Regions from separate parts of the Homo sapiens genome. Here all the other regions are linked to region 4. Evidence: chromatin contacts called from ENCODE Hi-C or POLR2A ChIA-PET data. All regions are on one chromosome and are shown on one strand. Each heading gives the region's core, a stretch centred on a gene start or an enhancer-like site at or near the end of the contact. The rest is flanking DNA. Distances are from core to core; before and after follow the strand shown. Region 1 holds the start of WDR6 (WD repeat domain 6). Region 2 holds the start of IP6K2 (inositol hexakisphosphate kinase 2). Region 3 holds the start of PFKFB4 (6-phosphofructo-2-kinase/fructose-2,6-biphosphatase 4). Region 4 holds the start of ELP6 (elongator acetyltransferase complex subunit 6).

Region 1 (3,034 bases), core at 482-2,981, 1.5 Mb after region 4:
ATCCTAGTCTGTCCTGGTCCCTGGCAACAGGAACCTGGGCAGCTTATCCTGCCCACAGGTAAGCCCCTGGGAGCATCCACAACTGGGGACCTGCTCAGTGCCCCCCCTGCCTTACAGCTACATGACAGTGCTGTTTTATTTGAACAACGTCACTGGTGGGGGCGAGACTGTTTTCCCTGTAGCAGATAACAGAACCTACGATGAAATGGTAAGGGTCAACTGGGCTATTACTCTTGTGGGCTGGCAGGGGCTTAGACAAGTGAAGTACACACCTCTCCAGGTCTAAGGATGTGGGCCCAAATTATTCCTTGGGCATATCTGGTTGGTTTCCCTTTGGTCACCCTTGGCTGGCCTGGCCATAGAGTGGGGACAGGTTGAACACCCCACCACCCTGCTGCCCACAGAGTCTGATTCAGGATGACGTGGACCTCCGTGACACACGGAGGCACTGTGACAAGGGAAACCTGCGTGTCAAGCCCCAACAGGGCACAGCAGTCTTCTGGTACAACTACCTGCCTGATGGGCAAGGTGAGGGCCTATGGCCAGGCCTGGGGGGGGTGCCCTGAGTACAGCTTCCCTTTACCCAGCCCCCGTCTGCCACAATGGAGGGCTGTTTCTGGCTGCTTTCCAAATAGTTTTCTGCTCCTGGTGCCTCCCAAAGGCCATCCTTAGTGACTTTAGCAGACTGCCCCAGGACCTGTACTGCTTATTGGGTTATATCCATCCCTATCATTCCCTGATGCCCCAGCCTTCCTACTCCCTGGGGCTTGGGACACATGTCCCTTGCTAACCCAGGATGGGAAGGGATATGGACAGGCCCAACAGCAAGAAAGCTGGTTTCAGAGGGCCAGTAGTGTTGACTATACATTAGTGGGCTGAGATGAGGAGCCTCCAAGGAAGCTTTAGGTCTGGGTGTTTGCTACACAAGGAATGCATAGCTGGACCCACCTTGGTCATGCTCTTGGTGCCTATGAGGCCAAGCTCTGGCCAGCCCAGCCTAGGATCTCACGTCACCCTCCTCTTCTAGGTTGGGTGGGTGACGTAGACGACTACTCGCTGCACGGGGGCTGCCTGGTCACGCGCGGCACCAAGTGGATTGCCAACAACTGGATTAATGTGGACCCCAGCCGAGCGCGGCAAGCGCTGTTCCAACAGGAGATGGCCCGCCTTGCCCGAGAAGGGGGCACCGACTCACAGCCCGAGTGGGCTCTGGACCGGGCCTACCGCGATGCGCGCGTGGAACTCTGAGGGAAGAGTTAGCCCCGGTTCCCAGCCGCGGGTCGCCAGTTGCCCAAGATCAGGGGTCCGGCTGTCCTTCTGTCCTGCTGCAGACTAAAGGTCTGGCCAATGTCTTGCCCCACCCCGCCAGCCGCGATACGGCGCAGTTCCTATATTCATGTTATTTATTGTGTACTGACTCCATCTGCCCCGTCAAATAAAAAACCACAAGGTTCGAGCCGCCGGGCCCGACAAACTCCGGGTCGGCGAAACAGAGTCCGCGATAGGTGCAGCGGGCTGGCAGCTGGGAGCGCCCCGCAAGCGTCACGTGAGGGGGCGAGGGGCGGGATGCCCCTCCGCGGGCCCCGCCAATGATGAGCTGGATTGCGTGGGACGAAGGGTCGTCATTGGACAACCGCCGCGGGCGCCCTGGTCTCTGCTACCTGTAGCTGAGGGCGCTGTTGATGGGCAGCGCGGCGCGCTGGGAAGGCTCGTTCTCGCGAGAGTTCAGCTCCCTTCTTAGCCGTGGCTGCCTCAGCACCTCGAGGATCGACATGGACGCTCTCGAGGACTACGTTTGGCCGCGGGCAACCTCGGAGCTTATACTCCTCCCAGTGACGGGTCTGGAGTGCGTGGGGGACCGGCTGTTGGCGGGTGAGGCTTGGCTTGAGGCACGCCTGGTGGAAAGGGGGAAAGAAACAGCGCCTCCCAGGGGCGGTGCCACAGGGACAAAAGGGGTGCCCTGAGGAGAAGGACGGGCAGCAGGTTGAGGCCGATCGGAGGTGGGAAGGGAGCCCCGGAGATGGCGGGGACGAGGGCCAACCTGAAGAGGGCGGGGCCCGAGAGACAAAGCTGATGTGGCCGCCGCGGCGCTTCATAAACTTCAGCCCGCGTGGAAAGGGCGGGTGGAACCGCGGGAGGGTGCAGGGGAACGCGGCCGCGCGGAGGCGGAGGCGGAGGCCCGGGAGCTGAGGGTTGAGGGGGTGTGCTCCCTTCTAGGAGATGGGCGGGGGCTTGGCCTCTCCGAAGGAGACGGGGCCGAGCTGGGGGGGGCGGAGGGAGGAGGAGGAGGAGGAGGCGGAGGCGGCCCCGGCCCCTCAGGGGGTGTGGCCTCTTGGGGAAGGCGGGGCCGGGAGAGGGCAAGGGTGTGGCCTCTCGAGGGCGGGATGAGTCTCTTCCCCCTAAGGTGGGGGTGAAGATCCTCTGAGGAGGGTGGCGTCGCGGAAAACGGCGGATAAGACCTTTCCGAGTAGGGGGCGGTGCCCGGGGAAGCAGGGGCTGAGACCCCCTCCTGAGATGGTTGAGGTCCAGGAAATCAGGTGTGGAGGTCCCTCCAAGGAGAACCGGGTCGCAAAGGACAGGCGAGGCCTGGGACCTGAGGTGTCAGAGTCCAGGCTGGTCTCGAACAGTCATTACATGAAGCCACTAATGACCCATGTTGGTGCTGCTGAGTTGTATAAGGGTCCTGAGGCAGGGCCTTGGCGGTCAGGCCTTGAGTGAGTTGCCACCAGTCCTAAGAGGGTGTGTGTATGGGGTGGGGATGATCCAGTTTTGATCTGGTGTGGGGGTTCTTGGAGCGCGGAGTTCCTACCGCGAGCTAAACTCCTAAGGCTCCTTGAGGGGGAACAACGAAGCAGAAACTCAAAGAACCACAAGAGTGAACTAGGAAAAGGGGTGAGTTCCTGGCAAGAGGGTAAGCATGCCAAAGGCCTTGAGGCTGGAAGAATCTGTCATTTTGGGGGAAGGAGGGAATTCTTGTGAAGTTAGAGCAGGAATGGAGTCTGGGAGGAAAGGAAGCTGGACAAGCGAGCAGAGG
Region 2 (3,288 bases), core at 428-2,927, 1.2 Mb after region 4:
AAATCTATTATATCTGTTACACTGATTTCTAGATCTCCCAGGTCCCTGCCTTGCTCCCTCCCTACCCAGGCCCTGCATAAAAAACAAACCAAACAAACAAAAAGCTAGTTTCTACAATTGTATTAACTCTAGTCAGTGTTCTTATCCATTTCATTTCTTTCTCTCTCTCTCTTTTTTTTTTTTTTTTTGTAGAGACAGGGTGTTGCTATGTTGCCCAGGTTGATCTTGAACTGCTGGGCTCAAGTGATTCTCCATTTGATTTCTAACAATGCCTGTGAATTCTAAAGTCACAAAGCAGGTAAATCTATCGAAATGACAATGTCAGACAAGACCACAGAAAATAGAAAAAAAATTTTAAATGACAGTTAACAGTTTAACTTTTTCTCAAAAAAAAAAAAAGTTACTAGGCCATCAATTTGCCTATTATGTCAAATGTGATAAAGTATTCATTTGGCCCTTTCTAACTCTGATAGTGGCTAAAGTTAAAACAACACCCTGAAGCTTCTCTTTAAATACTTAACACCCAAGTTACACGATGCAATTATACAAACCCCACAGCAACAACCTATATAAATAAGCATCTTAGTTCACTTAAAATATTACCTGGCTACAACTGCAAATACAGCAAACATTTTAAACACTAGAATTCAACAAAATTACTGTAATCATGGTCCTCTATTAAAAATATCATAGAACCGATGATCTACAACATTTTTGTTACCACGTTCCAAAGTGCCAGTACTTTTTCTTAAAACTATTCAAGATGATTTTTTGTTCTGTGTACATTCTGCTACGGAAATGTTTAATTCCAAGCAGTGACTAGTTCTGTTTTCCCTGGTATTTAAGAGCACTGGATTTTACTGGTTTCTACATTTTATTTTCACTCACTTTTCTGCTAGTGTAGCTTAGTTGATATATGAGAACGAATACAATCCTAAAATGAAATAAGCCATTAGGATGCAAAAGACAAAAGCGGTCTGTAATCAAACGTAAAGAGTGGAAATATCACTATAAAGGTGTCCTCTTATCCATTTAAAGGCATTTTTTCTATAATAAGGTTAAGTGTGTAGATTCCCTCATCGAACACCATCTGACGGGCCCAAATGGCATTCAACACTCAAAATGGCTGCACATCTGCCGACCCCAGGTAACAGTACCTGAGGCGCTGAGCTGACTCCCTATCCAAAGATCCGGGAAGACCCCTCCACCCGCCAAATATCTGGGGAGATCGTGGCCGCCAATGACCTGGGGAGACCCCTCAATGACACCGTAGATCTTGCGCTTCCCAAGACCCGGGGAGATCTCAATGACCAGGAAAGATCCTGCCCTCCCCCAAACCCGGGAGACCCCCTCCAATGACCGGGGAGGATGCTGGACCCCCAAAACCACGGAAATCCCTCCCCCAATGATCAGAAGAAAAACCCTCCTCCCAAATGACCCAGGGAAATCGAATCCACAGGGACCCCGGGAGATTTCCCCCACAATGACCACGGAAGAAGTCTTTCCCAAATAACCTGGGAGACTCCAATGATCAGAGATCCCGTTTCCCAGTAGCCTGAAAAAATCTCCCTCAAAGCTCCTCGGGCACTAGGGCCATAGGACGCGAGCTTTACCTGCCGCCTCAGCCGGGTTCCTCGGCGTTTCCGTCCTATTGTTTCTCTCGCACCAAAATGGCTGCGGCCAGGCCGAGCCCCGCCCCCTGCACCTCGCTCCCGGTGCCCCTCACTATTGGCTCGTCCTAGGAGCTGCGCACGCGGACTGGACAGCCTGAAAGGCGCTGTTGCTAGGGTGCCAGGATTCGCTGCAGCAGCTTCCGGAAAAGGCGGTGACTGGGGGCGGGGCCAGAGAGGGCGGAGCATTGTCCTCCGTCTGGGAGGGTGGGCCGGAGGTCTGACGGGCGGTTGGGTGGATAGACTAGCTGCGGGCCGATGGACAGCAGGATACCTGGGAAACAGATGGATTGACCAACAGTCTTGGTTTGTTCAGTAGTGAGCGATTTCGCAGGATGCAGGAATTTCAATGCTAACACAGAGACAGTCCACTACAAACTGGGAAGTTGGTCACTCTAGCAGATGGACAGAAGACTGGATGTGAATAGACGGAAAGAGGGACAAAAGAGTGCCTGTAGACGGTGGACAAAGAAATGGTTATAGATACAGACAGACAGATTATTAGATATGGAAGGGTGGACAGAGAAGTGGCCATAGAGTTTTCTGGGGACTGGTGGATGACCCAGTGCCCAACCCAGCTCCCACCAAGCACCACACCACAGGGCTTGTCTGAGGCTCATTTGTCTTGGGCCTGTGTTGGACAGAAGGGCTCTCACCTGAGTGAATGTCAGCATAGCTGTGAAAGGCAAAGGAGAGGGTTAGTGCCACTGAGAATGGGCAGAGCCTCCTACCTGATCTCTGCTCTTTCTGTAAAGGAGAACAATGTTGCAGCCCTGTGTACTGGGCATTTGCAAAGGTGTAAATTCACTCATACACTTTTTAATTCAACAAGTATTTATTAAGCACTTACACTCGGTATTGGAAATACAGCAGTGAACAAAAAAGGAAAATAAATAAATATCCCTGACCTTATAACAGTGGATAGGAGAGACTTCTGTGAGCAGCTCCTCTCACCTTAGCATGTGGTTTCCAGGGCTCCATGTCCTCCTGGTTTCCTCCAGTCTCACCAGTTTCTCATCTGTGTGTTTTCTCTTTGTCTACACTCACTCTTCCAAAATCTTATCCAGGCTCATGACTTCAAATGCCACCTACATGTCAATCACTCCTAAAAGTGTTTGTCCAGTCCAGACCCTTCCTGAGTGGCAGATTCACTAGTCCCACTGTCAACTAGACATCTGCACTCTGACTTCCAGTTGCTGGCATCTCAAACGCAACTTGTGCTACCCTAACACTGGCTCATCCGCCAAACCTACTTCACCCCACTTTCCCCAAATTGAGTGATAGCATCTCAGCCCTTCTTATTGCTCAAGTCAAACACCTCAAAGTACCCCTTGACTACTCTCTTTCCCATCTATATTCAGTGCACCAGGAAGGTCTGCTGTCTCCATCAGCATCATCTACCCAGAATGAAATCACTTCTTGCCACCTCCATACCTTTCACTGAGTCCAAACTGCCACCATTTCTCTTGAGTGCAATGTCACAGCTGCCTCCTGGTCTCCTCTTGCTGCCCCTGATGCCTTCAGTCTGTTCTGCACACATCAGCCTGTGAATACATGAGTCAGATCCTCCCATTCCCTGCTCAGAACCCTGGAGTACTTCCTCCCCAAGGGAAAACCA
Region 3 (3,450 bases), core at 754-3,253, 1.0 Mb after region 4:
CCAACACTTTGGGAGGCCAAGGGGGGCAGATCATTAGAGATAACGAATTCAAGACGAGCCTGGCCAACATGGTGAAACTCCATCCTACTAAAAATACAAAATTAGCCGGCCATGGTGGCGCATACCTGTAATCCCAGCAACTTGGAAGGCTGAGGCAGGAGAATTGCTTGAACCCAGGAGGTAGAGGTTGCAGTGAGCTGAGATAGGACCACTGCACTACAACCTGGGCAACAAGAGTGAAACTCCGTCTCAAAAAAAAAAAAAAAAAAAAAGTCCAGGTCCTCACTCCTTTCCCCTATGTAGTAATAGCAGCCACCCCCCTAAGTCAGGACCACACAGCCCTAATAACACAGACTGGCTCAGCCTCCCCGCCTCCAGAAGAGTCTCAAAGGAGGGGTGGCCATAGCCCTCAGGACTGAGTGTGCATTATAGACAGCACAGCCCCACCAGGACCTACATCACAATCAAAGCCATGAGTTACCACGACTTGGTCTGGTCAGAAACATGGCCTTCCCCTGCCAGGACTCACAGTGTGGCCAGAAATACACACACCCTTCCCCCAGGACTCATATCATGATCAAAGCCATGGCTCCAGGCTGCTGCAGCAGGATGAGCACAAAGAACTCTCCCCTTGCTTATCATACATAAGCAGAGGCAGGATCACAGGGAGACCCAGGCATGTCACTCAATCTCCTGATCTCCATTTCACTGTCTGTTAAACTAGATGTTCTCTGAGGTGCTGGACAAGCTGCAAATTCATTACAATGTTTCAGTTACTCCTAAAACAAATCTTTCTTTTCCTGGTAATAAAAAAGTTGCAGGCCAGGACCCACGCCTGTAATCTCAACACTTCGGAAGGCCGAGGCCAGAGGATCCACTTGAAGCCATGAGTTGGAGACCAGCCCAGACAACATAGCAAGACCCTGTCTCTACAAAAAAAAAGAAAAAAGAAAAAAAAAAGCTGGGTGTGGTGGCGCACCTATAATCCCAGCTAATCGGGAGGTTGAGGTGGGAGGATTGCTTGAGCCCAGAAGGTCGTGGCTGCAGTGAACTATGATCGCGCCACTGCACTTGCTCCAGCTTGGGCCACTGAGCGAGACTCATCTCTTAAAAAAAAAAAAAACTGCCAGCTCATTTAAGGACAGGCAGAAACTCAAGGAAGCGGTTTAAACACCTGGGACCCTAGGAGAGGTGAGCCCCTTAACAATTCCATGAATTTCAGCATTCTCCTAGCTGTTTCACTCTCCAGTTTTACTGTACACCCATGACCCCAGGTGGATACTTACATGTCCCGGGACACAGACACAGGCCCACACGGCATACTTTTCTGTCTCTATCCTGAGCACATCTCTGCTGAAGTTCCTGCCCAAGCTCAGCTTTAAGGCCAAGAGGCACCCTTCCTCCTGTTGGAAAACTAGCCCACCTTTGAAAGTTCTGGGCTCAGAGAGGCCAAGTAATTCACCTAGGGCCACACAGCTCAGTTCCAGTCCAACAACCCGGCCCACACTCCTTGGCCAGGAGAGAGGGAAGGGCCTGGGGTGCCCACAGGGTCCTCCCCAGACTGGGGGCGATGGGGATTGGAGAGGGAAGCGAGGGGGCCAGAGCCCTCCCCGAGGTGATGGTGGCCAGACCTAGCCACCGCCAAGCCGATATGCCCCCACACACCTGTCCCCGCCCCCTGCTCTGCCACACCTGTCTCTGGCCCACCACTGTCACGACCGCCTCACCTGTCCCCAGCAGCCTCCCCAGTCACGGCAACCTCACCTGTCCCCGGTTCCCCATCTGTCTCCCGCCCCTTCTCCATGCGAGACCCCCGCCCAGGCCGCCCTACCCACCCATCCCGGTGCACCTCCCACCTCCTCCCAGAGGACCCCGCCTCACCACCGCGCTGGCAAGCGTGCAGAGCGGGCCGCCCATTGCTGTATGGCATCCAGATCTTCTTCAGGGGGTTCTGTGTCAATTCCCGTGGGGACGCCATCCCGGGGCCGGGATGAGTCGGACTGCGCCGCTTCCAACCCAGCAGCCGGGCCACCTCGGGCCACCCGAGGTCCCGCCCCTTGGGCCCCGCCCCTCCTCAAGCCGCGACAGCCCATGTCTATCTTCCCGCAGGTCCCGCCCCAGAGTGAGTAGGCTCCGCCCCAGCTGAAAGGGGCCCGGCCTCCGACCACGCATGCCCAACTCACCTACCCGCCCGTTTTGGAACAAGTGGGCCCAGTTCTTCAGGCCAGGATCGAGAATGCGCATGCTCAACTCCGGATTGTACTGGTCCCGCCCCAGTTCAAGGCCCGGATTGTGCAGGCCCGCCCCGGATGCGCAAACTCAGCTCTCCCAACCTGCCCGCGCTGATTTGCATAGGCCCCACCTACGGGCTCCGCCCTGGCGCTGCATCCCTGAGCAGCGGCACGCGTGAATTCTGCTACCTCCTTGCTAGGGAGCCCAGGGCCCCCAGGAGGGAGGGGTTTTCATGCAGTGGGACGAGGCCTACGTGACCCGCACGGCCAGGTTGGTCAGAGCCGACAGGGGCCAGTAGGCCTGCAGTCCCAGCCGTCAACTCCGCTGCGCCCTCCTGCCCCTCCTCGGGGTCCCCCTTGACTGCTCCGAGCCCCGGGACTCTTCCGCCGTCCATAGGAGCATGCTCAACCACGCTGGAAAAGCTCTTTTACCTCATGGATAGAGACTCAAAACACATTTCAATATTGTTCCTCTTTCTTTGCTTTGGCTGCTGGGAGCAAATGCGTGGGACTTTTTTTTTTTGAGACGGAGTTTCGCTCCTGTTGCCCAGGCTGGAGTGCAATGGCGCTATCTTGGCTCACTGCAACCTCCGCCTCCCGGGTTCAAGGGATGCTCCTGCCTCGGGTTCCCAAGTAGCTGGGATTACAGGCGCCCACCACCACGCCCTGCTAATTTTTGTATTTTTAGTAGAGGCGGGATTTCACCACGTTGGCCGGGCTGGTCTCGAACTCCTGACCTCAGGTGATACGCCCTCCTCAGCCTTCCAAAGTGCTGGGATTACAGGCGTGAGCCACCGCGCCCGGCCGTGCGTGGCACTTAGTAACCAAGTACTTTGGGTACTCACTAAGCCCTGGGAGTATCTTAATCGTCTTTCCAGAATTTCATTTTTTACAATTTTTTTTTGATTTTTAGTATTTTGGTTTTTTTAACTAAAGTTTTACATATTTTTTGAAAATAATATGTTAATAACATTTTCTCTTCAGGAAAATGGGATGTGCACATTGTCTATCTTACAGTATTACAGTATAAATTAAGTATGTCAATCTCTAAGAAATTCATTTTAAAATACGTTATGGTTGCCTTTTACTATATTTGTATCTCCCTCTTGTCTTTGAAAATGCACTGGGGACAAGGAACAAGGGAGAGATCCAGAAGTTCCTAAACCCCTGGCTCACTTTCTTGTTTGGCCCCCACCGGACTCCTGCAGTTTCCCGCCTC
Region 4 (3,332 bases), core at 670-3,169:
GGTCTCTGCAGAGCCTGACTGTCCTGCTCCATTCACCTCTATTTCTGTCAGTGACAGGGAAGGTCAGGATCAAGTGATATCATGCATGCCACCTCCTTGCCGTGTGACCTTCCACAAATGCCTTAACTTCTCTGGGCTTCAGGTTTTTTCACTTACAAAATGTGAAAGATCACATCGTCAGACCTTCAGTGTTACCCCTAGTGCTGTCATTTCCTGGTGCCCACTTGATTACTCCATTCTTTCACCTGGCCCTAGGCTGACTTTGGAAGTGCCAGTGGTAACTGGCAAGGTAATCAGAGTCATCTGGACAAGAACTGCCTGGCAACTAAAATCCACAAGGATCTACTGAAAGCTACAATTTGGCGCTATGGGGTCATAAAAAGGCTTTAGACACTTAGTATCCTGGTTGCCTGGAGGAGTTTACCATTTCATTAGGAAGACAAAGATTATGAATAAACCAGGCTGGGCGTGGTGGCTCACGCCTGTAATCCCAGCACTTTGGGAGGCAGAGGCGGGCGGATCACCTGAGGTCAGGAGTTCCAGACCAGCCTGGCCAACATGGTGAAACCCCGTCTCTAACAAAAAATACAAAAAAAAATCAGCCAAGTAATTAGCCCGGTGTGGTAGCGCACGCCTGCAATCCCAGCTACTTGGGAGGCTGAATAAGGAGAATCACTTGAACCCGGGAGGTGAGGTTGCAGGGAGCCGAGATCGCGCCAGTGCACTCCAGCCCAGGCGAGGGAGCGAGACTCCATCAAAAATAAATAAATAAATAAATAAGCCAAAAGATACACTCCTGAAAGAGGTTACTCCTACGTTAAAATGTGAAAGGTTTCAAGGTACCCCGGAGTGTGAGGAGGGTGGAGAGAACAGGCCAGCCTGGGGTGCCCAAGACGGACTTGGTCCAAGCCAATTTGGCTCTGTCCTGCTTCTAACAGTTCTATTAGAGATCACAAGGAGGAAGAGTAAGAAGAACAGCAGCGTTCAATACAATGTGCCAATTGCTCCGGGGCGAGGTGGCGGTTAGGAAGCTCGCCCATGAAGACGGCGGCGAAACGAACTCCCCTCTCCTCTCGGGCCTATTCTGCAGTCTCCTCTGAGCGCCTGGGACCCCCCACCCCAGTGAACATGCACAGCGCGCCACAGTTCACGTCCGCGAATATAACCCAACCCCACTGTCGGCCATGCTTCCCAGGTACTTTTTTTTTTTTTTTTTGAGGTGGAGTCCCGCTCTGTCGCCCAGGCTGGAGTGCGGTGGCGAGATCTCGGGTCACTGCAACCTCCGCCTCCCGGGTTCAAGCAATTCTCCTGTCTCAGCCTCCCGAGTAGCTGAGATTACAGGCATGAGCCACCACGCCCGGCTAATTTTTGTATTTTTCGTAGAGACGGGGGTTTCACCATCTTGGCCAGACTTGTCTCGAACTCTTGACCTTAGATGATGCACCCGCCTCGGCCTCCCAAACTGCTGGGATTACAGGGGTGAGCCACCGCGCCCGGCCGCTTCCCAGGGACTTTTAAGGACACGCACAGCCGTTGAGAATATGCGAGATGGCCCAGAAGCCCACTTTCGGCGGGCCCAAGCCTCCAGTCCAATCCCCGGGTCGATCCTCTGCGGACTACAACTCCCAGGTACCCCGTGCCGGGTCGTCGCGCCATTCCCCGGGGTCGTGCGCACCGCCTCCCGGATGCAGTATTCCGCTGCCCTGCCAGGTCCCGCCCCCTTCCGGCCAGCGGGACCTCTTACCTGCTCCGCCCTGTCGGGGGTGGTGTTAAGCAGGTTATTAAGTTCCACGAACATTCCGAGCTCCTGGGACTAGCGCTCTGGAGGAGAACCCGGAGTGCTGCAGAGACGACGGAGGCTGGAGAGCAAAACACACCCGACAGCCCGGCTCGCGCAAGGAAGCGCGCATGCGCAATGCCACTTTTGCGAGCCAGCCACAGCCAATGAGGCGGGTGCCTCGATGGGACCGCTGCGCACGCGCGTAGACGTCCGTCGAGTCCCAGGTGGTAGGAAACGATGGGCTTCTCTGTGCGACTGCCAGCGGCCTCTGGCGGCTCATTCCGCGCAGATCTGCGTGGCGCCCGAGCCCTCCCAGTGGGCCCCCAAGGCTCCACGCGACCGAGTATTCTTCTTCCCTTGGCCTCGCTCTCTGCCCAGCCCCGGGCTCCTTTTCTCCACACGTGGCTGTCAAGCGCCTTCTGTATGCCCCACACTCCTGGGAGCTTGGGCTACATCGATGAACAAAAACAAAGGACAGGGAATTTATTATTATTATTATTATTATTATTATTATTATTATTATTTAATTGAGACGGAGTCTTGCCCTGTCGCCCAGGCTGGAGTGCAGTGGCGCGATCTCGGCTCACTACAGTCTCCGCCTCCTGGGTTCACGCCATTCTCCTGCCTCAGCCTCCCGAGTGTAGCTGGGACTACAGGCGCCCGCCACCACGCCCGGCTAATTTTTTGTATTTTTAGTAGAGACGGGGTTTCACCGTGTTAGCCAGGATGGTCTTGATCTCCCGACCTCGTGATCCGCCGGCCTCGGCCTCCCAAAGTGCTGGGATTACAGGCATGAGCCACCACGCCCGGCCGACACGGAATTATATCTTGAAAAGTTGTGTGGAGAAAAGCAAAGTGGGATTAGAGAGTACCAATGGGGGCAGGGGTAGGTTCCAGAATTAAAGAGGTTGTCAGGGTGGGTCTCACTAAGAAAGTGTGGTTGCGGCTGGGCGCGGTGGCTCACACCTGTAATGCCAGCACTTTGGGAGGCCTAGACGGAGGGATCACGAGGTCAGGAGTTCGAGACTAGCCTGGCCAATATAGTGAAACCCCCTTCTCTATTAAAAATACAAAAAATTAGCCTGGCGTGGTGGGGGGCGCCTGTCATCCCAGCCACTCGGGAGGCTGAGCCAGTAGAATCGCTTGAACCTGGGAGGCAGAGGTTGCAGTAAGCCGAGATCACGCCATTGCTCTCTAGCCTGGGCAGCAGTGTGAGACTTCGTTAAAAAACAGTGTGGTTGCAACACGCCCTGTATGCCTGTCCTCAGAGCCTTTATACTAACTCTTCCCTCTTCCTGGAATGCCCCTTTTCCCAGATATTAAGCTGATTTTAAAATTCCCCACTTCCTTCAGGTCTCTGCTCCGATGTCACTTTATTCGTGAGGCCTTCCCTGAGCACCTTACTTAAATCACAAACTGTCCCTTTCCCAACACTTCTTTTTCCTTGCTTTTATTTTTTTCCATAACATTTATATCTATTATACCGTATATAGTTTTGTTCTAGCCCAATCAGCCTCAGATCAGTGGACAAACCTGTAATTCCACCAAAGTC

The links. A loop is a pair of places that touch in the nucleus more often than their neighbours do. ChIA-PET counts read pairs that join two places held with the same protein, here RNA polymerase II (POLR2A). Pooled maps may share reads with other maps.
Region 1: a loop to region 4 is called in a map of CD4-positive, alpha-beta T cell, with 7 times the contacts of the local background. The contact joins the promoter of WDR6 here to the promoter of ELP6 in region 4. A Hi-C loop is called at or near these places in 1 of 168 maps with a recorded cell type or tissue (CD4-positive, alpha-beta T cell) and 4 of 50 pooled maps. POLR2A ChIA-PET finds 5 or more read pairs at or near these places in 1 of 52 experiments (SK-N-SH).
Region 2: a loop to region 4 is called in a pooled map, with 6 times the contacts of the local background. The contact joins the promoter of IP6K2 here to the promoter of ELP6 in region 4. A Hi-C loop is called at or near these places in 5 of 50 pooled maps. POLR2A ChIA-PET finds 5 or more read pairs at or near these places in 3 of 52 experiments (GM12878, H1 and activated T-cell).
Region 3: a loop to region 4 is called in a map of naive thymus-derived CD4-positive, alpha-beta T cell, with 8 times the contacts of the local background. The contact joins the promoter of PFKFB4 here to the promoter of ELP6 in region 4. A Hi-C loop is called at or near these places in 1 of 168 maps with a recorded cell type or tissue (naive thymus-derived CD4-positive, alpha-beta T cell), 3 of 37 single-sample maps with no recorded cell type and 8 of 50 pooled maps.

Annotation. Positions count from the first base shown.
Region 1 is chr3:49,005,660-49,008,693 of GRCh38, forward strand. WDR6 (WD repeat domain 6) reads left to right here and starts at 1,732. Exons shown (of 6, transcript NM_018031.6): 1 at 1,732-1,872. The coding sequence starts at 1,773. It overlaps P4HTM (prolyl 4-hydroxylase, transmembrane), which reads left to right. Exons shown (of 9, transcript NM_177939.3): 7 at 118-208; 8 at 405-528; 9 at 1,028-1,494. The coding sequence ends at 1,248. RefSeq lists an enhancer at 510-1,498 and silencers at 1,637-1,686, 2,227-2,406.
Region 2 is chr3:48,715,544-48,718,831 of GRCh38, forward strand. IP6K2 (inositol hexakisphosphate kinase 2) reads right to left here and starts at 1,678. Exons shown (of 6, transcript NM_016291.4): 1 at 1,614-1,678.
Region 3 is chr3:48,554,800-48,558,249 of GRCh38, forward strand. PFKFB4 (6-phosphofructo-2-kinase/fructose-2,6-biphosphatase 4) reads right to left here and starts at 2,004. Exons shown (of 14, transcript NM_004567.4): 1 at 1,882-2,004. The coding sequence starts at 1,978. RefSeq lists enhancers at 2,407-2,496, 2,627-2,716.
Region 4 is chr3:47,511,793-47,515,124 of GRCh38, forward strand. ELP6 (elongator acetyltransferase complex subunit 6) reads right to left here and starts at 1,920. Exons shown (of 7, transcript NM_001031703.3): 1 at 1,745-1,920. The coding sequence starts at 1,798. RefSeq lists enhancers at 1,335-1,444, 1,775-1,884.